Linked DNA regions of Homo sapiens: region 2 is linked to region 1. Evidence: read pairs that join two places in POLR2A ChIA-PET (ENCODE). Cell type or tissue: HepG2. All regions are shown on one strand. Links, peaks and the distances in the headings refer to the core of each region. The heading gives the core; the rest is flanking DNA. Region 1 overlaps ELOVL2 (ELOVL fatty acid elongase 2). Region 2 overlaps ELOVL2-AS1 (ELOVL2 antisense RNA 1).

Region 1 (15,681 bases), core at 4,192-12,191:
ATGCATAGAATAAACTCTCAAGAGAACTTTCATTTTAAGGCAAGGATTTGTTTTCTTTTAGAACTCAAGATCACCAGAAAGGCAGCTATATTTGTGCCATTATCCACCGCTTATAGCTTGTATGAATGATTTTATACAAGCTATAAAATCACTAAAAATTTTTGTTTTTGTTCTCTTTGTCCCTCTTTTTTTTTTTTTTTCTACAGCAAGTTATTTAACACTTTTAGATTTCCCCTTCCTTTACATTAAAATAACCTTGGTTGTACAGATGGGGCAATCATCCTTGTTCCTTCTCCTGTAAAATGACCTTGGTTTGGTGCTTCACAGAGGAATTTGGAGCACAGGATGTAACAAAGGGCCACTAGAGCTGAGCTAAAACGTCAGTGTTCCAAAGACATACAGAGTATTCTTTAAGGGAATATATATATTGGCATTTCAGTCAAACTAACTGCATATGATGTTTAAGTTAATTTTTAAAATACTCGGTTAATCACTGTCTACTCTCAGGCAAATTATGAAACTTTTCTAAGCCTCAGTATCCTAATCTGTAAAAGGAGAAAATTGTAACATGATCTTGAAAGGCCCATTTGATCTACATTGTGAATCTAAATTATAATTAGACTAGAGACTAAAGAAATAGGTCTAGGCCAGGCGCAGTGGCTCACACCTGTACTCCCAGCACTTTGGGAGGCCAAGACAGGAGGATCACCTGAGATCAGGAGTTCAAGACCAGCCTGGGCAACACAGTGAAACCCTGTCTGTACTAAAATTACAAAAAGTAGCCGGGCATGGTGGGGAGTACCTGTAATCCCAGCTATTCAGGAGGCTGAGGCACGAGAATCGCTTGAACCTGGGAGGCGGAGGCTGCAGTGAGCTGAGATTGTGCCATTGCCCTCCAGGCTGGATGATAGAGCGAGACTCCATCTCAAAAAAAAAAAGAAATAGGTCTAAATTGGGATAGAAAGATTCAAGTTATAAACAAGGACTTCCAGGATTTTCAGAAAGAATAATATCAAATGCTGGAATAAGTTTTTAGGTCTTAAAGTAACCTTGCATAGTTCTGCCAGGCTAGATGTGGTTGTTTCTGTTAATAAAAACTGCTAGTTACTGGACTTCAGCTTTGGCTACATAAACACTTACCTCTGCCAGCATGTACGCGGAGAGAAGTGTGATTCCAAGATTATACAAGGTGAGGATACCCCTGAGAGAAAGAGCAGGTCTGTTCTTCATATACTTGTTACCCAGCCATATTGAGAGCAGATACATGACAGTAAGAAAAAAGGTAGGAAGGTAAGAGTCCAACATGAACCACCCTCTGACTCGAGAATCTGAAAAGAAACACATACAGTGAGGATCCTGAGGAATGATGCTCCTGTTTAGTCATCAGTATTGTCACATACATTGCATTTGTACACACCAGCACAACAGGGAACAACTCCATACAACATTAGGTAGGCTGGCCTGGGTTTAGAGTTCAGGGGAAGAGGAAGCCTGTGGGCTGAATCGGTAAAGGTTTCATGGAGCAAACAGGGCTTAGGCTGAACACTGAATGAAAGGGACAAGAAGTAAAGGTGTGAAGTGACAGTTCTTGAATGCCTATTTTGGAACAGTTACTGCATTTATTTACTCTAAATTAATATGAAGTAAGTACTATTATGCAATTTTATGGATGGAAAAAAAAACAGCTCAGAAAGCTTTAGTAACTTTCAAAAGGCTACATCATAGTCGGCAGTACAGTCAGGATTTGAACCAGTCACATCTGCCTCCCAGCCCCATGATACCTTGCAGCTGTCCTCCCATGGAGAAGATCAGAGCAGTCAGAGGAAAGAAGGCATATCGATACTGTATCCTAATTCCTAAAGCCCACACAGCTCCGAATTTGCCTAGTATCAGTAATGGAAGGGGTTTAGAGTTCAGCTGGTTCAGAGAAAGCAATAGGATGACCGTGCAGCAAGCCTGGAGGCTGCAGACAGCAGAGGCAAAGCCTGGGAGCTGTGATTCAGAACTGAGGACCCAGATCTGGCCATGGGACTGGACGTTTACACAGCAGGGAGGCAAGCAGCTGAATACATCAGGGCCCCTTACACTGCAGAGTGAATATTTAAAAGCCTAAATGAAACCCACATGATAGAGCTACAATATAATTAGTAACACCTGAAAATCATTGTAGACACTAAATGATTTGTGTTCTCTATTCTGCTCTTTTTGTTTGTTTAAATAAAGAAAATGATTTGGCCCAGAATTATAAAAATTGCATGCTGCTTTTAACCTCCACAAATGGAGTTGTAGTGAGCTGGTTTCACCAACAGGCAATGGCCTTTTCTTGAATTTTTTGTTTTCTAAGTCCCTTTCTGGTGCATCCTACCCTGTATACCCCAGCCTCTTGTTAAACCACCCGCCCTACAGAGTACCATTTCTACAAGGCAAGTGCCTTCTGAAGCTCTGACTGTCCCATCACTTATTTTATAAATATCTCCCATTGGTGATAGAGATAAAAAGGTTAGAAAGCTCTTCTCAGCATTCATGTGACTAACAGATACCACCTTTCATACAGCAGGCTTGCAATCACCTGTCATAAGTCTGTGCTGTGTGTCACTTCCTAATGTCCATCTCCATATCTGAACCCTACTCATCTTTTAATGCCCAGATAAAGGTCCTGACTTCTGAAGGGAGACATTTCCTACTGTGTTTTCATATTTATAGCTCCTCATATGCATAGCAAGACAATTATTATCATTTTCTAATTCACATATTATTATGGCTATGATACTGTTACTATAACATTTACTGAGCACTTATTCTGTGCCAGGCACTATTCTGAAGGCTTTTACATGTATTAACTTATTTGATTCTCAAAGCAATCCCATTATATAGGTGATAATATCATCCCAGTTTACCCTTAAGAAAAATTGAGCTGTAGAGGCCTAGAAAAGTGAAATGACTTGCACTAAACTGCTACGCTACTTCTTGTTATGGTGTTAGACTGAATTGTGTCCCCCACGAAGATGCCTTCAAGTCCTAACTCCTGGTATCTGTGAATGTGACATTATTTGAAAATAGAGTCTTTGCAGATATAATATAGCTAAGATGAGGTTATACTGGATTAGGGTGGGCCCTAAGCCAATGACTAGTGTCCTTATAAGAAGGAGAGGTCTGAATACAAGGACAAAAGAGAAGACGGCCATGTGAAGAGGGAGGCAGAGATTGGAGTGATGCATCTCCAAGCTAAGGAACACCAGAGATTGCCACCAACCACCAGAAACTACGGGGAGTCATGGTACAGAATCTTCCCTAGAACCTCAGAGGGAACAAGGCTCTGCTGACACCTTGATTTCAGACTGTTGGCCTCCAGAATTGTGAAAGAATACATTTCTGCTATTTAAGCCACCCAGTTTGTGGCACTTTTTATGGCAGCCTAGGAAACAAACACACATGGTTTAGTATTTAATTGATTTCCAGTAGTTTCAGATGTGCTGGCTTTACCTCCCCAACTATAGTACATGCTCCAGGAGACAGCCACTAGGTCTTATATCTCTACTCTGTCTGACTCATACCCACGTAGTGCTGAGTTAAGAGGAAACATTCATTAAATGCATATCCATTGGCACATTGAGTCAAGCACATACTGCAAACTAATATAGCACCTGAGGTTTTTGTTTTCTTTTGTCACAGTGCTGTAAATGTTTGCTACAGTTGTTAAGGATAATCATAGTTGTTTTAGCCAAAAGATAGGAACAAATGCTTGTAATAAACTTTCTTATCTTTGGGACTTGAGAAGTGTTAGCTCTTCCTCTGAGTCAGTATTTGCTCAGAACAATACCCCTTGATGGTACTAACATGGTGTGGGCAAAATCAGAAGAGGCTAGGAGACACCGAGAGGTTTATTCGGTGATGTGCCAGTCAGCATCAGGGTGTGAGACTTTTAGGAAGAAAAAAGGATTCCTGATGGCTTACATGCTAGACACCTTGTCAGTGTGGAGCTCATCTGATTCCACTGTCAACTGTCAATTTTACAATCTCCTTGCTACAAAGGAAAATTCCATAAAATGACCAATGCAGAGTAAACAACTGTAATCCTTTCCTCAATTGATCCCACATCCACATAATTCCAGATCACGCCAATCTTACTGGCAGCAAAGCTCAGTGAACTTGGCGCAGACAAGTTGTTGTTTAACTGTCTAGTCGAAGTGTCAAACAGAAAACCACTGTCACCAACAAATCATACTTCCTCCTGGATCTTGCATGCCTAAGCGAGAGTGCCCCCGGGGCCTGCATGCCTAACTAAGAGAGGGGGCTCCGGGTCCTGCATGCCTAACTAAGGGAGGGGGCTCTGGGTCCTGCATGCCTAAGGGAGGGGTCCCGGGTCCTGCATGCCTAAGGGAGAGGGTCATGCCCTCTACACTGAGCTGTTCTCCTTTCTACCCACTAGAACTGTAAGGGAGAGAACATAGTAAAAGTAGGTTAGAAGATAAAGATATTCTGCCCTGCCTACCCCACAGAGTCATCAGGAGGTTAAATGGAAAAAGCAAAAAAACCTATGTGAAAGGATTTTTTCAAAGCTGTATAGAATCAGTATCATTATATTAAAACTATATAGTCATGCATTTAGAACAGTTAATAGAGCCCATGGAGAAAATGGAGAATGGCCTAAATACTCAAGTGATTGTTTAAAGATCTTGAGAAACAGGAAAACCTCCTCATTCCTTGCTCTCTCACTCCTCCAATAGGGCTGAGGAAATAACTTGTAGAGAACTAAGGACTTTTCACAGTTCTGTGAGCCAATAAGGCTCAAGTAAAATGAAACCTTCTGTCTAGAATTCATTCATTTATTTGGAAAATATACAGTGCTGAATATGTTCCCAGAACTGTAATAAACCCTGGAGATAAATGGTGAGTAAAACAGCCAGGGTTCCTGCCCTTCTGGGAGAAATCGCTGTTGGTAACAATGAAGTATCTGAAGGAAGTAAACAAGGGTTGAAACAGAATGATGAGGGACCACAGCAGACCCCTCTGGATGCCTGAGCCTGCAGATACTCCCAAACCCTGTAGGTACCATGCTTTTTCCTGTACATATACACCTATGGAAAATTTATAAATTAGGCATAGTAAGAGATTATAACAATATACTATAATAAAAGTTATGTGAATGTGGTCATCTCTCTATCTGAAAATATCTTACTGTATTGTGCTCCCCTATTTTTGGACCATGGTTGACCACGGGTAACTGGAACTGCAGAAAGCGAAACTGCTGCTAAGGGGGGACTACTGTACCTTAGAGAGGCAAAGCCCAACTGAAAAGGCAACGTTTAAGCTGACACCTCAAGTGTGACAGGAACTGACTCATCTGGAGGGAGGGGTAGGAGATCCTAGGAAGGAATTCCAGGCTCAGGGAATAGCACGTAAAAGAATTTTACATATTTGCAGAATTAAAAGATGGCTTGAGCAGCTGTATGAAAGCCAGTGAGGACGACGGATACTGACTGAGTTGGAGAGGTTGCTGGGGTTAGACAGCCCAAGGGTGCGCAGTCCATGATAAGAAGTTTGGTTTTTACCTGAGAGCAGTGGGATGACACTGATGAGTTTTAAGCTACAGTGCCATGCAATATGACTTAGGTCTTTAGAATGTCATTCCAGCTGACACTGAATAAATGACTGGAAGGGGCAAGAGTGGAAGAGGGGAGGCCTGTTAGGAGGCCACTGCAGTACAGTAAGCGACTGGTGATGAAGGAAAGATGGAGAGATGTCTAAGCTCATCCTACCTACGGGCCCCGGGCAGAGAAAGCGCACACATCTTTTTTTTTTTTTTTTTTGAGACAGAGTCTCACTCTGTTGCCCAGGATGGAGTGTAGTGGCGCGATCTTGGCTCACTGCAAACTCTGCCTCCTGGGTTCAAGTGATTCTCCTGCCTCAGCCTCCTGAGTAGCTAGGATTACAGGCATAAGCCACTACGCCTGGCTAATTTTTGTAATTTTAGTAGAGACGGGGTTTCACCATGTTGGTCAGGCTGGTCTTGAACTCCTGACCTCATGATCCGCCCACCTCAGCCTCCCAAAGTGCTGGGATTACAGGCATGAGCCTCCACACCCAGCCAGCGCACACATCTTTAAAGGGAATTTATCAAGGCATCTAAGGGCAGAAATGTCACATATAACTAGGATGTAAGAAAGGTGGAAGATGAATGGGCAGTGGAGAGGAAACAAGAAAGCAGCATCCTTTAGAAGGAAAGTTACAACCCGGCTTTGTAGCCAGACAGACACTGGAGGAAAGCATTGCATTTCACTCTATCTCTGCTTCCTGCTCCCAGAACTTCTTTAATCCCAGGAGAGGTTAAGCAGTAGGAGAAATGGGATCTTCTGGACATTCTGGAAGGATATCAAAGTTGAGGAAGTTAAGTTTCTAAATATTAAGTACCTTACTATTTCCAAGACACCAGAAATAACATAATCCCTTTCTATAACTAAATGGTGTTCTTCCTGTGTTCCTTCCACATTAAGTTCTCAAGTAATTCACTGACCTCGCGGTCCAAACATATTGTCCAAAAAAGCATTGATTTCATCATCAAAGGCCTTTAGATGTTCCTAAAAAGAGAAAGAAAAAATGATTTAAGTGTTTTTTTCTTCTTTTTTTGAAACGGTCAAAACAAGCCACTACCAACAACATGTAACTGACAGACTTTCAAAGGGTCCCAGCTTCAAGGACTTTTGACTGCAAAGACTTAAGGAAAGAGGACAGTAAATGCATCCTCACCTTTCACAAGCCTATAAAGATTTGGAAGGAAACAATTCCTCTTATTTCCTTAGGCAAGAGGAGTCCTAGAGAACAGACTTGGTGCATTTAAACATTGAAGGGTTGGCCAGGCGCGGTGTCTCACACCTGTAATCGCAGCACTTTGGGAGGCTGAGGCAGGCGGATCACGAGGTCAGGAGATCGAGACCATCCTGGCTAACATGGTGAAACCCCATCTCTACTAAAAATACAAAAAAAATTAGCCAGGCATGGTGGCAGGCACCTGTAGTCCCAGCTACTCAGGAGGCTGAGGCAGAAGAATGGCGTGAACCCGAGAGGCAGAGCTTGCAGTGAGCCGAGATCACGCCACCTCACACCAGCCTGGGCGACAGAGTGAGACTCTGTCTCAAAAAAAAAAAAGAAAAAAAAACATTGAAGGGTTATTGACCTAAATTCCATTTACCTCTAAAATGCTTATAGGCAAAGCTGTTCCATAAGCAACTTCCCTTGTTACAATAACAGTTGTGGGTAGGCAATAGAGAACATCTGTTTCCACAAAATATATTCATAAATCCAGTTTTAAAATGAAAATTCAGGCTGAACTGTATTTCGTAAAACTGAATCTAAAACTTTAAGTAGGACTGTTTTTCAAGTAAGGAGCATTACAGCTATTTTTTCTATTTATGTTTTGTTTGTTTTCAAACTATTTCTTACACATTAACATCTACTTTATATTACTGTAAATAGTGCCACTTGGGTACACCCGATTAATTATTGTCACTTTCACTGGATTCAGGTGGGAGCCGGAATACTGCCAGCATGGTCTGCTCTCACGCTGCTCAAAATACCCGTTCAGGTATTTCCCAGCTCCGCCACAGAGGTCTACAGCACCTCCTCAAGCAACCAGAGGAGAAGTCAGAACATTACCAGTATTTCCAGGAAGGTGGGGCCAGCGGGTTGGTCCCTGACTGTGTGTGAGCTGAGCATGACAGCCTCGGGAAGTTGATATGGAGCATGCATTAGATTCAGCTCACTCTCAAAAAAAGTTGTAAGTGCCAAAACAGATGATTAATTTGCTGGCATCTGAAAAAGAGGAGCGGCATGTTTGCTGCCTGGCACATATCACTTGGACCTATTCCTTATTTGTGACTCTGATCCTGAGAGAAATTTCAAGGAAACGTATGTCTTCGGGAACTTTAGAAAGCTTGGGAAAGAGGATGAAGATGATGACTAACATTGACTGGCACCTACTATTGCTGGCCAGCATATAAGGAACTTTATCTTCATTATTTCATAATATCTTTATAAAAAATATCTGGGCTAAACCAAGCCTGAAAATTTTTAAACAGTATATTCATCTTTGTTTCCATGTAGGGCATCTCGGGAGGCCCCCGATGTGAGAAAGGTCAGTTACCTGAGATCTCAGTGTGACAGAATATGATCTGTGTTGCTTTAGAATGGGGGCGGCTGACCAGAGGCCTCTCAGTCTTGAGCAAAGAATGTTAATCTCACAAATGTACTCACCATCATAACAAATGCCAATGAAGTCTTTCTTCCATTGCTGCACCCACAAACAAATGTTTAAACTGTTTCAGCTTGTTTGCTAAGGTTCAAAATCCATTTTCCAACATTTGTAGAGCTAAGAAAACGCTAAAGGTCACAAAGCCCGTATTATTTCTATATTGCAAAAATTTAGTCACAGTGGAAGAAGGGCAGAAACAAAAGTAAAACAAGGGAAGATGTGGAGAACAGAAAAGGAAAGAGATGAATAAAAAGAGGCATTCCATTCCTTTATTCATTAATTTATTGATTCATTAACCAATTATTTGAGGATTTTATATACTAGCACTGTTATATGCTGAAAAATAAAGTCAAATGAGATGTGGTCCTTATCGTCACAGAGTTCTTAGTGGAGAGAGAGTAATACACAAATAAATAAAAAAATTGCAGTACCAGTGTCTTAAATATTATAAGAGATGTGCTATAAAGGATAGAGAAACATACTTTAATTTAGATCTCTTAAAAAGTAAAGCCTTCTTGGAAGAGATAATGCTGTGGCTGAATTTTGAAAGACTGGAGACATTTTCCAGATGGAGAAGGAAAGAAAGAACACATCAGAAAGAAAGATTAACATAGATAAAACACATTGAGGCATGACTCCCTTGGGAAATGTTTTTATGGCCAGGGTCTCTAGTGACCTATCTGACAGAGAGAACCACAGCCAATGCTGGGAAAATCAGAAACCTGATAAAAATTCTCTCTTTATTTCTGGGTTACTTAATATAGTTAGTAAGGAAGTAGTCTAAAAAGGCAATGATGAGATGAGGTGATGTCAGGGGAACAAACTGAGGTTTACACTGGAATAGTAAAACATAGCATAAGCACAGAGAGGTCTGCAGTGTTAGTGAACTGGGGTGAGATTAGGAAGGCTAACTGGGCAGAGCTTGGACCACAAAGTCCTAGCTGCACACTAGACTAGATTCTGTATGTAAATGTCAAGTGTGCTGGACAATGTCTGAAGATTAACACCAACTTAGGAGCAGAGAAAAAGCAGCAAACTCCATGCATTTCATTGACACATTTTTGAACAGCATTCGTGTACATAACACTTTGTCATACATATGAAGGAAAAGGAGACAGAGTAGTTGACTGAAAAGTTTATGCACAAATTGGGAAAGTGAGACATAGAAAGTCAAACAGCAAACAACCGAGAGGAGGAGGACACACAGAACTGCCACACGACAGAAGATACAGGCGTGCGGATGCAGGATGGGTTTTTCAAGATGGTTAGAATTGGGTGGATGAGAAGGGAACAGTATAGCCCTTAGACCTGAGCGAGAGGCACTGGCCTGAGCCCCACACTTTCAAGGCCCCCTTCTGGTCATCCTTTGGCCACGTCCCTCCACAAAGCAAAAAAAAAAAAAAAATCCTTTGAGCCAAGGGATCATGCCTCCCTATGGCCACAACTTAGCCTCCCCAGATGACATTTCAAGTTCCCCAGGCCACAGAATTCTCTGCGAAATAACCCTAGATCCACTTCCAGAACAACTCCTTGCCCTTACAAGAAAGTCTGTGTTCAATGACTTGGAATTCAATTTGTGGCTGTGTACAGCAAATATGAGAAGAATGGAAAGACTGGTAGCAGGGAGAGCCTTATTTAACTCTGGACCCCTGATTACTTACCACAGTTGGTAGGAATGTAAAATGGTACAACCACTTTGCAAAACAGTTCAGTAGTTTGGTAAAAACATAAACATACACCTACCATATGATCCAGTTTTCCACCCCCAGGTATCCATCCAAGAGAAAAGAGGAGTTCGAAACCGGTTTGGCCAACATGGTGAAACCTCAGCTCTACTAAATATACAAAAATTGGCCGGGCGTGGTGGTGCACACCTGTATTCTCAGCTACTCAGAAGGCTGAGGCGGGAGAATCACTTGAATGCAGGAGGCGGAGGTTGCAGTGAGCTGAGATCGCACCACTGCACTCCAGCCTGGGCAAAGAAGTGAGACTCTATCAAAAAAACAAACAACAACAACAACAACAAAAACTAAACTAAAACGATAGAGACATATACAGAGTAAAAAGTTAGTCCCTCCCTTTTCCTTCTCCCCATGCCCACTATCCTCCTTGCCTCTCCAGCAGTAGTCACTGTTAACAGTTTGATGTGTGGTCTCTGGCATTTGCCTTATGTGTATACTATATGTACTTGTACATACATGCCTAGGCAAGTAGATTGGAGTTGGTAAACAATTTATTTCTCTAAATCAAATCCCAGAAAGCAGAGTTTGTGTTTATGTTATCTGATTGCACTCTGATTTTCTTTCTTACAGGAAAGCATTCTTTAAGGCTTAGGAAACTATAGGAATTCTTTGAGGCTTTTCTTTTTTTACCTAGTTTATTTAACTTATTTTTATTAGTAATTTGAATAAAGGTTTTCCACCCCCATGCAAAGACTTGAACGCAAATATTCATAGCAATTTTATTTGTAATTGCTAAAAAGCAGAAACTCCCAAATGTCCATCAACAGGTGACAAATTGTGTATAGCCATATAGTAAATACTACTCAGCAATATAAAGGAATGAACAATTGATGTACACACAACATGGATGTATCTCAAAATTATTCTGCATGAAAAAAGCTACACAAAAATTACATACTGTATGTTTCCATTTATATGAAATTCTAGAAAATATAACTTATAGTGACAGAGAGGAGATCAGTGGTTGGCTGGGGACTGCAGAAGAAGAGACCAGAATAGCCTTCAAAAATGAGGGCTAAATAAGGACATATTCATATATGCCCAAGTGAGAGAATCTGTAACCAGCAGAACTGCACTACATAGTATGCTAAAGATGCTCTTCATGCCAAAGGGAAATGACTCCATATGGAAAGTAAAATGTGCAGAAAAGACTCAAGACAACCAAAAATGGATCTATGTAATTGAAGAGCCATATTCTGAGCACCCCAGAGCAAGCCAGCCTCCCCTACCTCATCACACCACTGTTACAGCCAGCAGCACCAGCACCACCTCTAATGCCCCGTCCATCGCCACCACCAGGAATCAGTGTGGCCTAATATCCAGGGATGCCCTGGACCTGTCCCTTCTATTGGCAATAAATACACCACTTGGAGGTAGTAGGGATCCATGTAAGGCAGTCTCACAGGACTGACTTCTTATAGAAATCTGAGAGGGTCTTCTTGGCATGGAATGTGCAGCTCCTAGTGCTGGTAGACTGGCTCACCATGCATGCCTGCCTTCTGTGGGTAGGTGGGAAACAGAAGAGCCAAGAAGGACACACTTCTTGGGCACTTTTTGCCACCCTGATGCTGACTGGGACTTCCACCCATCCCTAACTCTATCAGTTGGAGGTCAGCACAAACCAGGGCATCTCAAATGGGAGGGCATTTCCCAGTTGGCTCTTAAAGGTTTAAGTCTGTGATCACTGCTTTATCCTCAAAACCCTGATGGCCAGATTTTCTTCAGCAAAGGCTGCCTTGCAATCAGAATCACTGCCACCATGATTAAGGGCCATTCTACAGAAGCTGAGGCAGGAAGCAAGGCAGAAATGAACCCCACCATAAAATTCTGCCTGCGCTTTCTCTGGTATCTAAAGGATAGGACTCTTGATTCCATTTTATTCTTTCCTTTCTTTCTTCTCTTCCTTTAATTTCCTTTTCCCCTCTATTTCCTTCTTCCTTCTTCCCCTTCTCCCTTCCTTTTTAAAATTTACGTTTTAGGCATTTTCTGGTTTTTGGTATTTGTCTACCATGGGCATTGTGTTGTATAAAAATCCAGTGATTCAAGATCTTGATGTTTGCCCTGTTTTGTTGATAGTTTTATAGAACATTTTAAAGACACATTCGATGAGAACAGCTATTTTCTACCACCAACTCACTGCTTTTTAAAATTAGCAAAAACCATTAAGATCACAAAACACACAGTTTGAAACATAGCATCCAAAAAGACTTTGTCTTTTCTTTTTTTAACGTACATTTCAGAGTAAACTAAATGTGAAGTATTCAATGACAAGAAGTCAGGAAATGGGATCTGATCAGCTTAGGAATGAATAGATTTCGTACTAACCTAACACAATTCTAACAACTTCCCAGGAACCTCAAGGTCAAGGCTGAGCTGTACAGAACTGAGAGAAGAGGAGGTGTTATCTCCTCTCAGGGGCAAGGGAGACAGACTAGAGTCACACAGTGAGTCCTCTCCATTGTTCCCATGGCTCAGGGTGGCCTTCAAATGTTGAAACCTCTTTTGGTAACTCCTGGGGGGATTATTCCCAGCCAGTCTCTCATGTATTTGAAGAAACTAAATGTGTTCACCTTTGTGAATGAAACTAGGTTTACAGGATGGATAAGAGTGGATACATAAAAATGCATAAAATTATTTGGCTGTCGTGCAGCTGACTTCACACAATATGTATCTGTGCACATTTTACACTGACACCCCTAAACTGCCTTTTCAGGGCCTATCCACTCTCATCCCTACCTCCCAACTACTATTCTCTGGAGGGAGTAATGAGCTAAGTTGGAGGGTGAGGGTAGGCAATGGGTAGAACAATCTTTTATGTATGGGAACTCTAAATTGTTATTATGTATCTTAGTAATATCATAAGGCTGAAACTGTCTACCTTAGGTTCTAAGGAATCTGAGGATCATTTCTAACATCTTAGAAATGAGATGTTAATAAGCTAACCCTCATGGGGAGTAATACTGGTTACTGTTTATTAAACACTTAGTACGTGTCAGGCACCTGATACATACTCTTTATGGTTGTCACAATAACCTTGCAAGTTGGGTATCTTTCCCAATTTACAGATGTGGAAATTGAGACTGCAGACTCAAGAGTGGTGCTATCAGGTGAGACTTGAACTACAATGAATCAGTGTTTTTCAGCCTTCAGACTGAAGGGTTTCAGAGCTTGGATAGCGGAGAATGATCTCTGCGGATCTCAAGCCCCTTTCTTGTGCTGTGGTATCTCAGGATACCACAAAGCCAATAGTGGGTGATTTTATTTGCATCCTAGGTAGCCCTGAGGCCACAGGACAGTCCCATTCAATTAAGGTGATAAAAGGACTTTACAAACAGAACTATTGCTGCAGTTTGGTTATGCTCCACTTCCCACACATGGCTCTTGTGTTTTATTCAGAGTCTGGCCAAATGGTAACTCCTTACATATCTCCCCATCATCTCAAGGGCCTAGTTACCAAAGAAGAGGGAAGCATCTGCTTGTGGCATCCTGGCCTGTGCTGCAGTCATTCACCATCGCCTGACCTGCTCTATTTTTTCTTTACAGCACGTATTACCCAGACTTTCACTGGCCTGTTAATTTGTGTATTGGCTGGGTCCTCCACTAAAATCTAAGCTCCAGTTAGCCCCAATTCCAAGAACAATGCCTGGCACATAATGGGCACTTAATATTTATTGAATGAATTAATCAAATACTCATTCATCTGAACTTTTACAATACTCACGATATCCATTTCATATACTTCGCATTCCTAGTTATATTTTCATACACATGATCTGGTTTTCAGTGTGTTTTGAAAGAGCCTTAACATTCTTAACTCCCAGTTAATTCTCAGGGTCAACTGGATCCAATTTTATTTTTTAAATTTCTTTTTGGAAGTTTTCTTCCAAAGAACACAGAAAAAAAATTGCCTATATATTTTTAAAGTAGAATCAAATTTATTCTCTCTTGCAATTAACATGAATAGAATGAACCCTTTTATAAGTCTATGATACATTACGGGATCTTAGTGATCTTATTTTTTTCTATAACTTAAAACATTTTTCTATTTAGTCATCCTAGGAATTATCACTACTTATCAATAATTCCAACCTATACTAAAAAATGTGAAAAGGTAAGAATACTGGTATTGCCTAGAAGGACAATGCAAGAGTCAAATAAGCCACCACGATTGCCTCATCTTCTACTTTTCTCATTTCTTTACCAAACTATTGCATCATGCTTCAAGAAGATACACAAGAAGTATGGAGACACCATCTTTATGGACTTTTTAAAGCTTTCATTGAACACAGTTGAGGGTTCAGAATTTTTCAGGTTCTTAAACTTTAATGTTCGTAAGTCACCTGGGGATCTTGTTAACTTACAGGTTCTCATTCAATTGGTCTAGATGAGCTTTGAGTTTGCATTTCTAACAAGCTCCCAGGTGATACTGAAGCTGCTGGGCTAAAGGTCACATTTTGAGTAGCAACAATGAGACCATGCACAGGCTATTGAAATTGGTTTAGATTATAATTAAAGGATTGATTTTTTGATGTGTTTCTATTACAAAAATACCAAGTCCTTGCTTACTTTCTAAAAATCAACCAAGTATTTCATTATCTAGCTATCTGATGAAATTCAAACTTGTTTATACTTATTATATAACCATTAATTTCAAAGCATTTAGTAATTAGTGGGCTATACAAACCCACTTAGATAGTATCCATATTGCTCCAAACAGAAATAAAATCTCTGGGCTACTTGTGTTTTACCTTATATTTCCTGTACCTGAATATAGTATTCTGAAAGTGGCCTGCTTAGGGAAGGGTACAAAGAGGTTTGTGCCTTCTTGATCAGGATAGTATACTTCTATTACAGTTATCATAAGATTGCATTCAGACACTACATCAGCTAGTCCTTGCCAACAAACATCACCAGGTTATTTTCAAGTTAACTACTGCTGAAATCAAGTCTTACATCCTAAACTTCTATAACACATTTTAAAATTTTAAATGCAATTTAAAATTTTTATCCCTATTGAATATTTCTTCATTTCAGCCTCACCATCACATGCTGACAAGATTAGTCCAAATTCCTAAATATAGACATTTTTTCCCTCCAGGTTTAGTATATTTTAAAATTTTGGCACCTTTATTCAGATTACTAATAAAAATAAGTTAAATAAACTAGGTAAAAAAAGAAAAGCCTCAAAGAATTCCTATAGTTTCCTAAGCCTTAAAGAATGCTTTCCTGTAAGAAAGAAAATCAGAGTGCAATCAGATAACATAAAGCACAAACTCTGCTTTCTGGGATTTGATTTAGAGAAATAAATTGTTTACCAACTCCAATCTACTTGCCTAGGCATGTATGTACAAGTACATATAGTATACACATAAGGCAAATGCCAGAGACCACACATCAAACTGTTAACAGTGACTACTGCTGGAGAGGCAAGGAGGATAGTGGGCATGGGGAGAAGGAAAAGGGAGGGACTAACTTTTTACTCTGTATATGTCTCTATCGTTTTAGTTTAGTTTTTGTTGTTGTTGTTGTTGTTTGTTTTTTTGATAGAGTCTCACTTCTTTGCCCAGGCTGGAGTGCAGTGGTGCGATCTCAGCTCACTGCAACCTCCGCCTCCTGCATTCAAGTGATTCTCCCGCCTCAGCCTTCTGAGTAGCTGAGAATACAGGTGTGCACCACCACGCCCGGCCAATT
Region 2 (15,681 bases), core at 2,738-10,737, 55 kb after region 1:
TTTGTAGCATTAGGTATTACATTTACATCTATATGATTCATTTTCAGTTAATTTTTGTATATGGTGTAAGGGATGGGTCAAAGTTCTTTTTTTTTTTTCTTTTGTATACAAGTATTCAATTGTTATAGTACCATTTGTTGAAAAACTAATTTTTTTCTTTGAGACAGAATCTTGCTATGTTGCTCAGGATGGAGTGCAATGGTGCAATCTCGGCTCACTGCAACCTCTGCCTCCTGGGTTCAAGTGATTCTCCTGCCTCAGCCTCCGGAGTAGCTGGGATTACAGGCATGCACCACCATGCCGGGCTAATTTTTGTATTTTCAGTAGAGACGGGGTTTTGCCATTTTGGCCAGGCTAATCTTGAACACCTGACCTCAGGTGACCCACCTGCCTCAGCAAGTCTATTATTTTTTAATTGCCTTTGTATCTTTGTCAAAAATTAGTTGACCATATATGTATGGGTCTATCTCTAGACTTTCTATTCTGTTCCATTGATCTATGTGTCTACCTTTTCACCAATACCACATTGTCTTGATTACTGTTTCTTTATAGTAAGTCTTAAAATCAAGTTTTGTAAATTTTCCAGTTTTTCAAAACTGTTTTGGGTATTCCAACTTCTTTGCTTTCCCATATACATTTTAGAATCAACGTGTCAACATTCCACAAAAAATCCTAGAGAAAGTGTGGCTGAGATTGTGTTAAATCTGTAGGACAACTTAGGAAGAAGTGACATCTTCACAACATTGAGTTTTCCAATCTACATACTGGTGTATTTATCCATTGTTTAAATCTTCTTAGACTTCTTTCAGCACTGTTTTGTAATTCTAGGCATATCTTCCATAGATTTCGTTAAATTTCTACCTAAGTATTTCATGTTTTTTGATGCTATTGTAAATGATATTTTTAAAATTTCAATGTGTGGTTGTTGCTACACATAGAATTACAATGAATTTTTATATATTGACATTCTACCTTGTGATATTGCTAAACTTACTTATTCGTTCCAGAAGCTTTTTGGTAGATACTTGGAGATTTTCTACATAAACAATCAGGTCATCTGTGAATAGAGACGGTTGTTTTTCCTTTCCCATATGTATGCCTTTTTTTACTTTTCCTAACTCATTCAGCTGACTTGGGCCTCCAATACGATGTTGAATAGGAATAGTGAGAGCAGACATCCAGTGGTTGTTCCTCATCTTAGGCAGAAAGCTTTGCCTTTCACCAGTCATTATGATGATGGTTGTAGGGTTGTGTTTGTTTTGTAGACATCCTTTAGCAGGTCAAAGAAGTTCCCTTCTTTGGCTGGGCATGGTGGCTCACACCTGTAATCCCAGCACTTTGGGAGCCTGAGGTGGGTGGATCACCGGAGGTCACGAGTTTGAGGCCAGCCTGGCCAACATGAAACCTCATCTCTACTAAAAATATAAAAAAATTAGCTGGGTGTGGTGGTGGGCGCCTGTAATCTCAGCTACTTGGGAGGCTGAGGCAGGAGAGTCGTTTTGAACCCAGGAGGCAGAGGTTGCAGTGAGTTGAGATCACACCATTGCACCCCAGCCTGGGTAAAAAGAGCGAAACTCCATCTCGGAAAAAAAAAAAAAGAAGAAATTCTCTTCTTTTTCTAGTTTGCCGATAATTTTTTTTATTGTTATATATGGATGTTAAATTTGGTCAAATGCCTTTACTGTGGTCTAGTAAGGTAATCATACACTTTTTTTCTTATTTAGTTTGTGGATTTGGTAAATTTCGTTGATTAAATTTTCCTCTAAGCATTATTTTAGCTACATTTCACACATTTTGACATGTTTTTATTTCATTTTTATTTAATTCAAGATATTTTCTATTTTCTCTGATTTCCTCTTTGACCCATGTGTTATTTAGAAGTGTGTCTTTTCATTTCTAAAGATTTGGGGGTTTCCCAGGTATCTCTTTGTGCAATAAAATATAGTGTGTCTGTATTAAAAATGAAAGAAAAGACATTACTTGAGATGCTACAGACACTTAAAGGACAATAAGGGAATAGGATAAACAAATTTATGCCAACAAATTTGACAATAAAATGGACAAACTATTTGAAAGACACAAATTACCAAAGCTCACTCAAAAAAAAATAAATGACTTGAATGGTTCTATGTCTATTAAAGAAGTTGAATTCATATTTTACATTTTTCTAAGAAAGAAACTTCTGGCTCATATGATTTCAAATATATGTACTGCTAAATTTTTTTAAAGAAGAAATAACATGAATTCTACATAAACTCCTCCAGAAAATAGAAGAGGAGGGAGGACTATCCAACTCATTACTGAGGCCAGCTTTATCTCAATACCGAAATCAGACAAAGACATTATCAGAAAACAACAGAACAATGTTCTGTGTGTGCTTGAAAAGAATGTGTATTCTGCTGTTATTGGGTGGAATGTTGGTTTCACCCAGTGTCAGCTAAGTCACGCTTGTTTGTGATATTTGGTCTTCTATATACTTAAGTTGCCTTCATCTTTAATCTCAGTCTACCTTCAAATAGTGTTATATGGCTTCTCATATGGCATAAAAAATTTACCACAGTATATTCCCAATTCTCCAGTTCTACCTTTTGTGGTATTGTTGGCATGCATTTTACTTTTTATGTGCCATAATACTATATAATTCATTACTCTTATTTTTGCTTCAGATAATAAGTTATCTTTAGAACAACTTAAAACAATTTTTTTTTGAGATTTTACTTTCAGCTTAGCCATTTCTAGAGATCTGCATTTCTTTGCATAGATGCAACTCTCTGCCTAGCATCATATTCCTCTGTAGAATTTCCTTGACTATTTTTTGTAGTACAGGTCTCAGGTAATGAATTCTCTCAGTTTTTGTTTGTCTCATGTTTACATGAGATTTCAAATATTTTACTTGAGATAAATAAGTCTCTAGAGATGAATGCCATTAATTCCCTTTCTCCCTGCAAGCACATCAAGAGGTAAAATCTACTTTCATTCCCCTTAAACTTGGGCTGATCTTGTGACTTGCTGTGACCATTGATTGTGGTAGAAGTAACTACATGCAAGTTAAGTTCTGAGTCTAGCCTTTAAGAGTCCTGGCAGCTTTTGCTTTTTCTTGAGGAGGCCAGCCACCTTAATGTAAAGAAGCTCAAGCATAGTTACTGAGTTGTAAGATACACTATGAAGAGAGAAACGCTACATGAAGGAACACCAGATGAGAGATGTGAGGGAAACCTTCTTGGACCTTCCATCCCAGTCCAGCTACCCACTAAATTCAGTTGCAGGAACGACCTTAGCTGATATCACACAAAGCAGAAGAACCACTCAGCTGATCGCTGCCCAGATTCCTGATCCTATTAACATAGTGGCAAGAAAAGCCAGACAAATGTTTAGTGCAGTTAAAAAATATTGTTTATGAACAAGGAACCCCCTTGGCCTGCACCCAGGTTGAACTGCTCCCCCATCTTTCGATATGCCTTTGGGTAAAAGTGAAAAACTTGGAATGATGTGGGGCTAGCTCTTGTACTCACTGGTAAATCAAGATTCTTAGGTATCTGGCCAGGCGCGGTGGCCCACGCCTATAATCCCAGCGCTTTGGGAGGCCAAGGCGGGCGGATCACTTGAGGTCAGGAGTTTGAGACCAGCCTGGCCAACATAGTGAAACACCATCTCTACTAAACATACAAAAATTAGCCAGGTATGGTGGCGCGTGCCTATAATCCCAGCTACTTGGGAGGCTGAGGCAGGAGAATTGCTTAAACCCAGGAGGAAGAGGTTGTAGTGAGCCAAGACTGCACCATTGCACTCTAGCCTGGGCAACAGCGCAGAGACCCTCGCAAAAAAAAAGGAGTGGGGGCTGGGCGTGATGGCTCATGCCTGTAATCCCAGCACTTTGGGAGGCCGAGGTGGGTGGATCACCTGAGGTCAGGAGTTCAAGACCAACCTGGCCAACATGGTGAAACCCCTCTACTAAAAATACAAAAATTAGCTGGGCATGGTGGCCTATGCCTATAATCCCAGTCACTTGGGAGGCTAGGCGGGAGAATTGCTTGAACCTGAGAGATGGAGGTTTCAGTGAGCCGAGATTGCACTGTTGCACTCCAGCCTGGGCAATAGAGTGAGATTCTGTCTCAGAAAAAAAAAAAAAAAAAAAGAGAGATTCATAAGTCTCCACTAGCTGATGGTATGGACTAGCAATAATAATTTCTCTATGTACATTCAACTAGCAGAGTTTCATGAAATACAGCTTACAACTTCTGTTCAGGTAATCTCACCAAGACTTCAGATATTCAGGATCTAGTAGCATTTTTATTCAGTGAAAACAAAATCTTTCCTCCTTCCTTTTTTTTTTAATATTTGTTCTTCATTCAAATTTCAAATGGTATTGTATATTGTGGCAAAAGAGAGTAAATGCTGCTTCATCCTCAGTGGGAACTAAATCACTCCTCTTTGGCTGCAAGCCTGTAGCTGGTGATGCACACAGATGGCCCCGGCATTGTTTCTGGGATTAGCAAGAAGAGACTCCCTTGTGCGATAGAATCAGAAGCCTGCCAGTCAGCCTTAGGAGAAAACAAAACTGGCTGAGATAATGTGTTCATTAAGGTGGCTATCCAGGAATTTTCAATGTTTTTATTTACTTCCTCTAGCTTTTTCTCAAAGAAGGTTTCAAGAGAAAGCTATTTGTCAACCTAAGGAAGCATGTGCATCCGTGGCTCAGTCACTTGCACTTGTTTTATAGAATGATGTTTTCCCTCAAGCTAGTAACTGAGATAGAGTAATGGAAAGAAAGATGACTTCCCGAAATACATACAAAAATAAAATATCTGCTGTCAGGCAATCTTTATTAAGGATATTTAAAATGTAATTATTGTACTTCAGTTTGAATAAGTAAAGTCTTTTGCTACTAATATTCATCATTATTCAGCTACTTATTTTGCCAGTTGCTGCAGTCTTGACTTCAGATAGCTAAGTGTGTTTCTGGACTTGTCCTAGGCCAAAGGAGAGCCTTGCTGCCTTGATGGAAGTTACACCACCTCTTTTATCCTGGTTATGCTCTTATCTGGTGACTGGTCATGTGAGGGTAGAAAGGCCCAGCTCCCTATGCCACTTCTGGAGCACCCCATAGGACGAAATGAGTCCCGCCCCCACTGGCCAGTCCTGCTTCCTCACTCCCTCACAGACATTGATCCCAAGAGCACTCCCCAGTAAATGTTCTCCATTTCAGAGACTGCTTCCCATAGGCAAACGGACCCACAACAATATATTCAGAAAGGTATTCCCCCACAATTCACGTGCTGAAGTTCTAACTGCCATGGAGGGTGGAGCCTTTGGGAGGTGATTAGATAATAAGGGCTCTGCCCTCATGATTGGGATTCGTGTCCTTATAAAGAGACCCGACAGAGCTAAGCTCACTCCTTTTGCCATGTGAGAACTCAGCTAAAAGGTGCCATCTGTGAACTTGGAAATGGGCTCTCACCAGACACAGAATCTGAAGATGCTTGATCTTGGACTTCCCAGTCTCCAGGACTATGAGAAGTAAATTTGTGTTGTTTGTAACCCACTCAATTTGTGGTATTTTGTTATAGCAGCCTGAACTAAGACACCAACTCAACAATTAACTTAGATTTATCTAAACCCCCCAGTTATTTCCTGTATTATTTAAAAATAGGAAATACTGTATTTCCTATATTATTCCAAAGCAAATCCCATATGCCATATTTTTATCTGTAAACATATCAGGATGTGCTGTATCTTTCAAAAGTAAGGACCCTTGCTTTTAAAAGCCATAACCACAATACCATTATTACACCTTTAAAAGTTAACAGTAATTCCCAATAACATCAAATAAAGTCAGTGTTTACTTAATTTGAAACAGGATCTATATAAGGGCCTATAATTGTAATTGATTGATATGTCTCTTAATTTTCTTTTGATCTTTAGCTTCTTTTTTTCTCATCAGATAGTTTTTAATCCGTATAATTTTCAACTTTTGTGATTACTGTGCTTGGATATATGGTCCCTTTTTGTATGGACCGTAAGCTCAGTCTCAAGAGTTTATGGTAATACATGTGATACTAATAGTAGCTGCCTTTTGAGGCCTTTTTATGAACCAAGCACTCATAGTGCTTTGCATATATTATCTCAGTTAATCTGTGTAATAACCCTCAGCCCAATTTTACAGATAGAAAAACTCTCCCATTTGAGACTTCCAGAGGTGAAGTAATAAGAAACAGAGCTGAACCACGTCATTCTGACTCCAGAGTTCATGTTCTCAACCTCTAGGCTCCGCTGCCTGAGTAAACGTATTAGAAGTTAATGCCATGCTGAGTGAGTGCTATGTTATTCTCAGTACTTTCATGGGTGTTTGAAATTTTTCCTAGGTTAACAAAAAAAAAATTGAATGCTGTCATAAAATGGCCATGTGGTCAATCTAAATCAACAAACTTTCTGTGTACATGGAACTGGGTAGGAGCTGAGCAAAATCCATAGATAAATGATGTTTGATCTCTGCCTTCCAGATGCTCACAGGCCAAAGGTTGGTGGCGGGAGACAGACAGATACAAAAGCAGATTGAATAAAAAGTGGGCTGTCGGGAGTCTGTAGTAGAGCTGTAGACAGAAAGTGATGGAGGCAGAAAGGTCATTCTAATTTGGGGGTCTAGGGAAGGCATTTTGGAGAATGTGGGAGCTGCAAGGCCCTTGAATGATGAGAAGGATATTAGCAAAGTGTAGGTGGATGAGGATTGAAGATGATGAGTATTAAAGTGTGATACCACATTCTAATGAAGTTCCTTTGGGGCTTCTCTTTCTCCCAATTGACTACGTGGAAATGCACAAAGCATTCATTAAAGCTTTCTCCCCAGCTCAGCAACTTGCGACACAGACAGATAGGAACTAAACTCTGACCCTGCCTTCACTGCCTTTCCAGGCAGGATCCAGGTTGGAGTGCTGATGTTAAGGTCATGTTGTCCACCTGTATTAACTGCCATTATCTGTTTAGGTCAGGCAGCTTGCCAGGTCTATCTTGGCAGGAAAGCCTCGGTTCCCAAGATAACCTGTTTTGTGCCTCTCTGATTACAACCTGACTGCAACCCTGCATTGTTCTTGGTGAGCAGTGAGCAGCTATCACTGCACAAGGTGACCAAACTCTGTGCTTAGTGGCAGATCCATCTGAGATTCCTTTTGGGTGTGCTAAGAAGCAAGGCTCTCCTTTCTAGTACTTGGAGGGACTACTTACTTCATTTTACATCTTTATTAGAAAAACCTGCTTCTCTGGCTTTACGAGGCTAAGCAAAAAGGGCGTGCTAAGCAGCAAGGTTTTCATTTCTGTTTTGTCACCTGTCAGCAGCAGAAGCTCAGGCTGCCTGACCTTTTCCCAAGCCTAGTGTCTCCCACCTGCCTCCTCGCACATCTTGCAGTTATGTTCTCAGGAAAGTCAAGCAGGTTTAACATTAATCAAAGACAAACCTAAGTAGAGGAGTAAATCGACTACCCACTCCTCCCCTCCAAACAGTATGTAGTAATGAATTCAAAAGCAAAGTATTTTCATTATCCGTGCTAGCAACTCTTGTGACTAAGGATGAAAGTTGAGTTAATAATAAGCCTACAGGCCCTCACTTCAAAGATATAAGGATAACGTATAAATCAATGTTGCTATATTATTTCCAATGAGATTTTTTTAATGTTTACACTTACATGTTTTATTTTCTTCTTATCACATTTATAACATGTAATAGTTCTTAGTGCTGTCCATTAAATATTTCTGGTTTTCCTCCAAATTCACAATAGTAGTATATTTCCTGAACTCTAGAAGTTAGATGTGGGCATGTGATTTACTGTATAGTTAAGACAGTGTGAGTGAAGGAAGTGGATGCCACCTCCAGACAAACTTTGGGAGCCAACGCATGATTGCCTGTGCTTTGCTGTCCCTTTGCCACAGTAACTGGTGACTTTTGGGGTGACGGCTGCTCCTTCGGTCTGATTCACCTGGTAGATCCCCCAGCCAACTCTGTGATAGATATGCAGCACAAGGTGGAAATCAACCCTGGATGTTTTAAGTGACTGAAACTTTGAGGTGGAATGTTACTGCAGCATTACCTAGCCTCATTTGACTGAAATATAGGGTTTTTAAAAAGGCTTCTGAGGATTAAAATGAGCCTCTATAACTTGAGAAAGGATTTTGTCTTGATGAGTGTGATAAAACGCTCACCCTCTACAAATTGGAGGGACTAATGATAATTTTGCCCATCTTTCTAAAAAGGCTTATTTTCCAGTCCTTTGATGACTTACATTATAATCATAATATATAAATATTATGTATATAACACATAATATAGCCCCTTGTAACAAGTTCTTTCCCCAAAAAACATTAACTAAAAGTTTTACAAAGTATTATAGCAAGCTAACTTGGAGGAAATTGCCCTCGTATTTAAGATTTAATACTAAAAATTTCACATTTGTAAAACTTTGGTTCTAAGACTTCCCATGCTCATAATCTACAAGACTGGCCCTTTTTGGTTAGATTTGCTACAAGAACCTGACAATAAAGACTGAGCTGACAAATCTATTGAATAAATTTATGCTGAGCTTCACTGTGTCAAATTTATATTTTAGCACCCTCTGCTGGAGAAACTATATACACTTCTGATAAATGCAGGTGATTTATGCCAATGTGATCATTCTGACTTGTGTCTTAAATATAGGATTTGGAGAATGTTATTTAAAATCTGTACTAAAAGAAGCCTCTCCTTTAAGCAAATGGCCTTCTGACAAACTATCCATGCACCAGTGGTATTTGTCTCCTGCAGATCCCCTAGAAAGACATATACATGCACATATAGTCATTAATGTGTGTATAGTTTACACATGGAAAAAGTAGAAATGGGCTTAATGAAAATGAGAAATTTGTAGGCCAGACGCGGTGGCTCACGCCTGTAATCCCAGCACTTTGGGAGGCCAAGGCAGGCGGATCACGAGGTCAGGAGATCGAGACCATCCTGGCTAACACAGTGAAACCCTTTCTCTACTAAAAATACAAAAATTAGCCGGGCATGGTGGCAGGCACCTGTAATCCCAGCTACTTGGGAGGCTGAGGCAGGAGAATGGCGTGAACTTGGGAGGCGGAGCTTGCAGTGAGCCAAGATCTTGCCACTGCACTCCAGCCTGAGGGCGACAGAGTGAGATTCCATCTCTAAAAAAAAAAAAAAAAGAAATAAGAAATTTGTAATACTATGCCTTTCTTCAACACAGCCTCCCCACCATATATTCTTGTGAGCAAGCACACTTATAGCCTCCAGTCTCTTCTGATTCATCTGCCAAATCTCAGTCCAAATTATGTCATTCCTACTCATTCATTCAGCAAACCATGTGACAGACAAAGTGTTAAGTGGTGGGAATCCCATTTTAAGCTAAACACATTATCTCCTATCTTAGTCTGTTTTATGCTCCTATAACTGAATACCACAGTTTGGGTCATTGATAAGGAAAAGAAATGTATTTTTTATGGCTCTGGAGGCTAGGGAGTTTAAGGTCAAGGGGCTGATCATCTGATAAGCGCTTTCTTGCTGTGTCACCCACAGTGGAAGCTGGAAGGGCAAGAGACCATGAGAGAGCAGAGGAAAGGGGGTCGAACTCATTTTATCTGGAACTCACTCCTAACCCACTCCCAAGGGAATGGCATTAATCTATTTATGAGGGCAGAGCCTCTATCACCTCTTAAAGGTCCCACCTCTTAATACTGTTACGGTGGCAATTAAATTTCAATGTGACTTTTGGAGGAGACATCCAAACCATAAAATATCTCTGTCTTTAGGGAGTTTATGGTCTTATTGGAGAACAGACTTTCACCAAATGAAGAGGTTAGTAAGTATTTAATTATGAACTGTAGGCCGGGCACGGTGGCTCACACCCTATAATCCCAGCACTTTGGGAGGCTGGGAGGCAGGTGTGGATCACTTGAGGTCAGGAGTTTGAGACCAACCTGACCAACATGGTGAAACCCGTCTCTTCTAAAAATACAAAAATTAGCTGAGTGTGATGGCATGTGCCTGTAATTCCAGCTACTCCGGAGGCTGAGGGACAAGAATTGCTTGAACCTGGGAGGCGGAGGTTGCAGTGAGCTGAGATTGCATCACTGCACTCCAGCTTGGGCAACAGAGGGAGACCCTGTCACAAAAAATAATTTAAAAAAAATTATGAACTGTGATATGTGTTTTGAAAGGGTACTCTATGTGAATATCTTAATTATATGAATATGTTAACCTAATTTAGCCAGCTAAGTTAGAAAGCAATATTTGGGCTGAGATGACCTGAACTTGGTGGACGGTGCTAACCAGCTGAAGAGAGGGGTAGGCTGGTGGAGGAGGAGCATTGCACACACAGAAAGCAGCAGGTGCACCACTCTGCATCCAGAAAGGATAAGTGAAAGACAAGGAAGATTCCATAGTAAGGAGATCAGGGGGAGTGTTGCTATTTTACTTTAGAAAGTGGGAGCTGGTAAAAAAAAGGCCGATGGAAGGCAGGGTAGATGGGATAGGCAGTACATTCTCAGCTCTGCATTTCAAAACAAAATTGCTCTTGCTGTGTTTGGGAGAAGAAATAACTGGTTGGATATAATAAGACTGGGTTCCCTTTACTCTACAATTGAACCTAGTGCCCAAGCATGACATGTAAGTTTCTCTAAGTGGGCTCTGTCTGTTTCTTCAATTTCATCCTCACGTGCTCTGTGATACTGATTGTTTCCTGAGAACGTGTACCATGCTCACTTGAAATGCCTTTTCTTTTTCTCACTTCTCCTTTCTCCATCTATGGAAATGCCATTTATTTATTTATTATTATTATTATTTTTGATACAGAGTCTCACTCCGTTGCCCAGACTGGAGTGCAGTGGCATGGTCTCAGTTCACTTCAACCTCCACCTCCCAGGCTCAAGCGATTCTCCTGCCTCAGCCTCCCGAGTAGCTGGGATTACAGGCACCCACCACCAGGCCCAGCTGATTTTTGTATTTTTATTAGAGACAGGGTTTCACCATGTTGGCCAGGCTGGTCTTGAACTCCTGACCTCAAGTGATCCACTAGCCTCGGCCTCCCAAAGTGCTGGGATTACAGGTGTGAGACACTGTACCCAGCTGGAAATGCCATTTATTCTTAAAATACCAATGCAAGACCACATCCTTTGGGAAGCTTTCTCTTTTTTCATCCCCACTCAACATGAATTCTGCTTCTACTTCTTCTATACTTCCATAACATAGCATCTGCATTTCTACATAAGACATCTCATACTTCTCTGCACCATGAGATTGTAAAAAATATAAAAGGGATAATGTCTTCTTTCCTCCCTCCGGCCTCCCCCCATCCCCGGTATTTCCTAGATCATTGCTTTGAACTCAGTAGTGCACTTTGAAGTGAAATTTATCATTACATTTCATTACACTATAAATTTCATTAGATCTCTCATAGTTCCAAATTAATAAGGATACATTCATACACACAAATACATGTAGAGGCACACTTCTAAGAACGGAATGGGCAAGAAGTTAATGCTTTGCTTGGGTTGAGAGAGAAAACACTAGAAAGTAGACAGAGAAAGGGAAGGGAGGTGGGAAGGAATAGGGAGGTGAGTTGGAGTGGGTAGGCAAATAGGTGAAAAGTGTGAGTAGTAAGTGAGGTGACCAGAGGATGACCATATAAATAACCATGCTGACATGGTTTGGCTGTGTTCCCACCCAAATCTCATCTTGAATTGTAGCTCCCGCAATTTCCACATGTTGTGGGAAGGACCTGGTGGGAGGTAATTGAATCACAGGGGTGGGTCTTTCCCTTACTATTCTCATGATAGTGAATAAGGCTCACAAGAGCTGATGGTTTTTTTTTTTTTCTTTTTTTTTGAGATGAAGCTTGGCTCTTGTTCCCCAACTGGAGTGCAGTGGCACAACCTCGGCTCACTGCAACCTCCGCCTCGGGTTCAAGCAATTCTCCTGCTTCAGATTCCTGAGTAGCTGTGATTACAGACACATGCCACCGTGCCTGGCTAATTTTTTGTATTTTTAGTAGAAATAGGGTTTCACCATGTTAGCCAGGCCGGTGTCGAACTCCTGACCTCGAATGATCCTCCCACCTCAGCCTCCCAAAGTGCTGGGCTTACAGGCATGAGCCACCATGCCTAGCCAGGATCTGATGGTTTTATAAAGGGGAATCTTCCTGCACAAGCCCTCTTCCTTGTCTGCCACCATGTGAGATGCACCTTTCACCTTCCACCATGATTGTGAGGCCTCTTCAGCCGTGTGGAACTGTGAGTCCATTAAACCTCTTTCTTTTGTAAATTGCCCAGTCTCAGGTATGTCTTTATAAGCTGCATGAAAACGAACTAATAGGCTGGGCGCCGTGGCTCACGCCTGTAATCCCAGCACTTTGGGAGGCCGAGGCGGGCGGATCACAAGGTCAGGAGACTGAGACTAGCTGAGACCAGCCTGGCTAACAGGGTGAAACCCCATCTCTACTTAAAATACAAAAACAAAATTAGCCGGGCGTGGTGGCGGGTGCCTGTAGTCCCAGCTACTTGGGAGGCTGAGGTGGGAGAATGGTGTGAACCCGGGAGGCAGAGCTTGCAGTAAGCCGAGATCACGCCACTGCCCTCCAGCCTGGGTGACAGAGCGAGACTCAAAAAAAAAAAAAAAAAAAGAAAATGAACTAATACACATGTTGATCTAAAGCTGAAGGCTTGCTTCAGACAACTTCTGTTTTTCTTACACATTTGCACTAAGGACTGGAAAAACAGATATGAAATAGGCATGAACAGATAAACTAGTTGGTGTGTGTGTATACATATGTGTATATCTACATATAGAGAGATAGATACACACATATGAATATCTCTCAAAATGTAAGACAAGATATAATGTGTACTCACTATTCTCTTTTGCCATTTTCTAGTTTGGGGGAAGTTCTATGAAATCTAAGTTGATGAACATTATTCCCCCTGCTGATACCAAAAGTCCTGACTTGTAAGGAGGACAAAGCTGAGGTCAGTGCATAACTATGAGCTGGGGATCTTGTGAAAACACGGATTCTGACTGAGTAGGCGTGGAGTGCAACCTGAGTTTCTGCTTCAGGTGGTGCCGATTCTGCCAGTCTGTGGCCCACACTTTGAATAGCAAGGGACTGGATGATTTCTGGTAATCCTTTTTAATTCTGTTGCAGTTGTTTTGCTTGAAAAACTTTCTACCTTTTGGAAGTATTCACCCATAAATCACTTATAGTTTAAACTATATAGTTTCAGGTGATAACAAAATAGGACATTTCAAGGCAATGAATTAAAAAGGTAAGTAACAGTATTAAATATAACCCAGAATTTTATATGAAATATAACCCAGAATTTTCTCTAAGGCAATAAAAACTTTCAAAGTAAGTGATAAGTGTGAGGATTGAATTTTTACGGATGCGCTTAAAATCCAGTGGACAAGCCATTGTTGAGTGAAGATTCAGTCCTCATCTCTCTTATTGGAAGATGAATGTGGGCTAGATCAGTAGATATCAAAGTTTTTGTTTGTGACCCACAGTGAGAAACATATTTTAGGTTATGATCTTGCACACAAATAAAAGTGTCACAAATAAAACAATATCAATATGTACTCTGATAACATTCATTCTATACAATCCTTTTTTTTTTTTTGAGCTGGAGTTTCGCTCTTATTGCCCAGGCTGGAGTGCAATAGTGCAATCTCGGCTCACTGCAACCTCCACCTCCCAGGTTCAAGCAATTCTCCCACCTCAGCCTTCCAAGTAGCTGGGATTACAGGCATGTGCCACCATGCCTGGCTTACTTTGTATTTTTAGTAGAGATGGGGTTTCTCCATGTTGGTCAGGCTGGTCTCAAACTCCTGATCTCAGGTGATTCACCTGCCTCGGCCTCCCAAAGTGCTGGGATTACAGGTGTGAGCCACTGCACCTAGCCTGCAATCTATTTTTTAAAATGCTTTTCACAAGTGAATGGCAGCCTGCAGTTTGCAAAACTGGAACTGGATGACCTTTTCAGCTTTCATCTTTTTTAAAAAAAAATCACAATTCATTGGCAAAATGTCATAAGACTGTATTGCATTTAGATTCCTAAAGCATTCATTTGTCTTTTTTTTTTGGGAGATGGCGTCTTGCTCTGTTGCCCGGGCTGGAGTGCAGTGGCACAATCTCGGCTCACTGCAATCTCCGCCTCCTGGGTTCAAGCAATTCTCCTGCCTCAGCCTCCCAAGTAGCTGGGACTACAGGTGCATGATGCCACGCCAGGCTAATTTTTTGTATTTTAGTAGAGACGGGGTTTCACCGTGTTGCCCAGGCTGGTCTCAAACTCCTGAGCTCAGGGAAACTGCTCACCTCGGCCTCTCAAAGTGCTAGGATTACAGGTGTTTTTATTGTGTGAAATGGAATATTGGAAAGTGGGATTCCAGGGTAACCTGGATGGCAGAAAAGACCTGCTTGCTATGTCTTCCAGGAGCACTTTTTATTATAGATACCACTTATTTTCCCCCTAATCTACAATATAACTACATGTTTGATCTCTGGAATTTTATAAAGGCAAGCTGGAGTATTTTTTCCCTCAAAACTACTTAACTCTCACTTAAGCAGGCAGTAGAGCAGCGTGGTTAAGAGCATGGACTGATGGCAGGCTGTCTGGTCAGCATCCTGGCCATCCCACATACTAGCTGTATAATTTTGGTCTACTTACTTAACCTTACATGCCTCACTTTCCTCATCTATAAAATGGGAATAATAATACTAGTTGAGTATCCCTTTTCCAAAATGCTTGGGACCAGAAGTATTTAGAATTTCAGATTTTTTTAAAATTTTGGAATATTTGCATATACATAATGAGATATCTTGGGGATGGGACCCAGGTCTAAACATAAAGTTATGTTTCATATATACCTCATACACATAGCTTGAAGGTAATTTTATACAACATTTTAAATAATTTCGTACATTAAACAAAGTTTGTGTACACAAGGTCAAGTGTGAAATTTTCTGCTTGTGGTGTTATATCAGTGCTCAAAACTTTTGGAATTTTGAATTAGGAATGGTCAGCCTGTAGTTCCTACCTAACAGAATTGAGGTGAAGATTGAATGAGTTAACATCGTAGACAAGTACAACAGGAATGTTATTAGCTACTGTTAGCTGGACTTAAATTACAATGTAAAGTTTGAGCCTAACTCCAATTTCATGACAAAGTAGAAGAGTAGTGTTATGTTAATAAGTACTTCTAAACCAGTGTCTTGATATTGAGCTACAATAAATATTAAGTCCAATAAAGGTGTTTTTGTTAATCCAAAATGCAATTTCCCCTCAGTCCTGATTCAAGCAGGCCTGCAATAACTTAGTTATCCAACTGATTAACATTCTAAAACTATACTGAGGGAAAAAACATTCTACCAGAAATTTACATTTTGTACTGGAAAATGAAGATCCAGTAAAATGTCACATTTCTGTAGGAATGTAACAATCAGGGCTTTTGTTGTTTAAATGGAAGGATGCAGGCTCCATTCTGTGTAACACCAAAGAAATATGACATGTTTGAGAAATTTTGTATTTTTTTGCATGGTGGCCTTACTTTCTTGTTGTTACTCATTTTTGGGGTGGGGGGAGGTCAGTGGAAAGTGCTTATAGAAGTTTAGAAAAAGTTAGATTCCGCTGCTAAAGGAAGGAAATACGGTA

The links. ChIA-PET counts read pairs that join two places held together with the same protein. Peaks named below come from ENCODE experiments on the same cell type or tissue, not always from the same donor. Only the 100,000 strongest peaks of a DNase experiment are listed, where the experiment ranks them.
Region 2: POLR2A ChIA-PET joins it to region 1 with 17 read pairs; 6 of 35 experiments call an interaction of 5 or more read pairs at or near these places.

The regions. Positions count from the first base shown.
Region 1 is chr6:11,004,232-11,019,912 of GRCh38, forward strand. It overlaps ELOVL2 (ELOVL fatty acid elongase 2), which reads right to left. Exons shown (of 8, transcript NM_017770.4): 2 at 6,515-6,578; 3 at 1,141-1,328. It also overlaps the pseudogene LOC100421248. Among named protein-coding and RNA genes, the nearest start is that of ELOVL2-AS1, 32 kb to the right of the region's middle. In HepG2, for the core only: CTCF peaks have their summits at 7,647 and 9,603 (motif pointing left); DNase peaks (open chromatin) are centred at 5,330, 7,680 and 8,290; H3K4me3 peaks cover 1,569 bases.
Region 2 is chr6:11,060,544-11,076,224 of GRCh38, forward strand. It overlaps ELOVL2-AS1 (ELOVL2 antisense RNA 1), which reads left to right. Exons shown (of 5, transcript NR_038964.1): 4 at 12,912-13,002. Among named protein-coding and RNA genes, the nearest start is that of ELOVL2, 24 kb to the left of the region's middle. In HepG2, for the core only: a CTCF peak has its summit at 8,598 (motif pointing left); DNase peaks (open chromatin) are centred at 6,408, 6,908 and 8,598; H3K4me3 peaks cover 1,855 bases.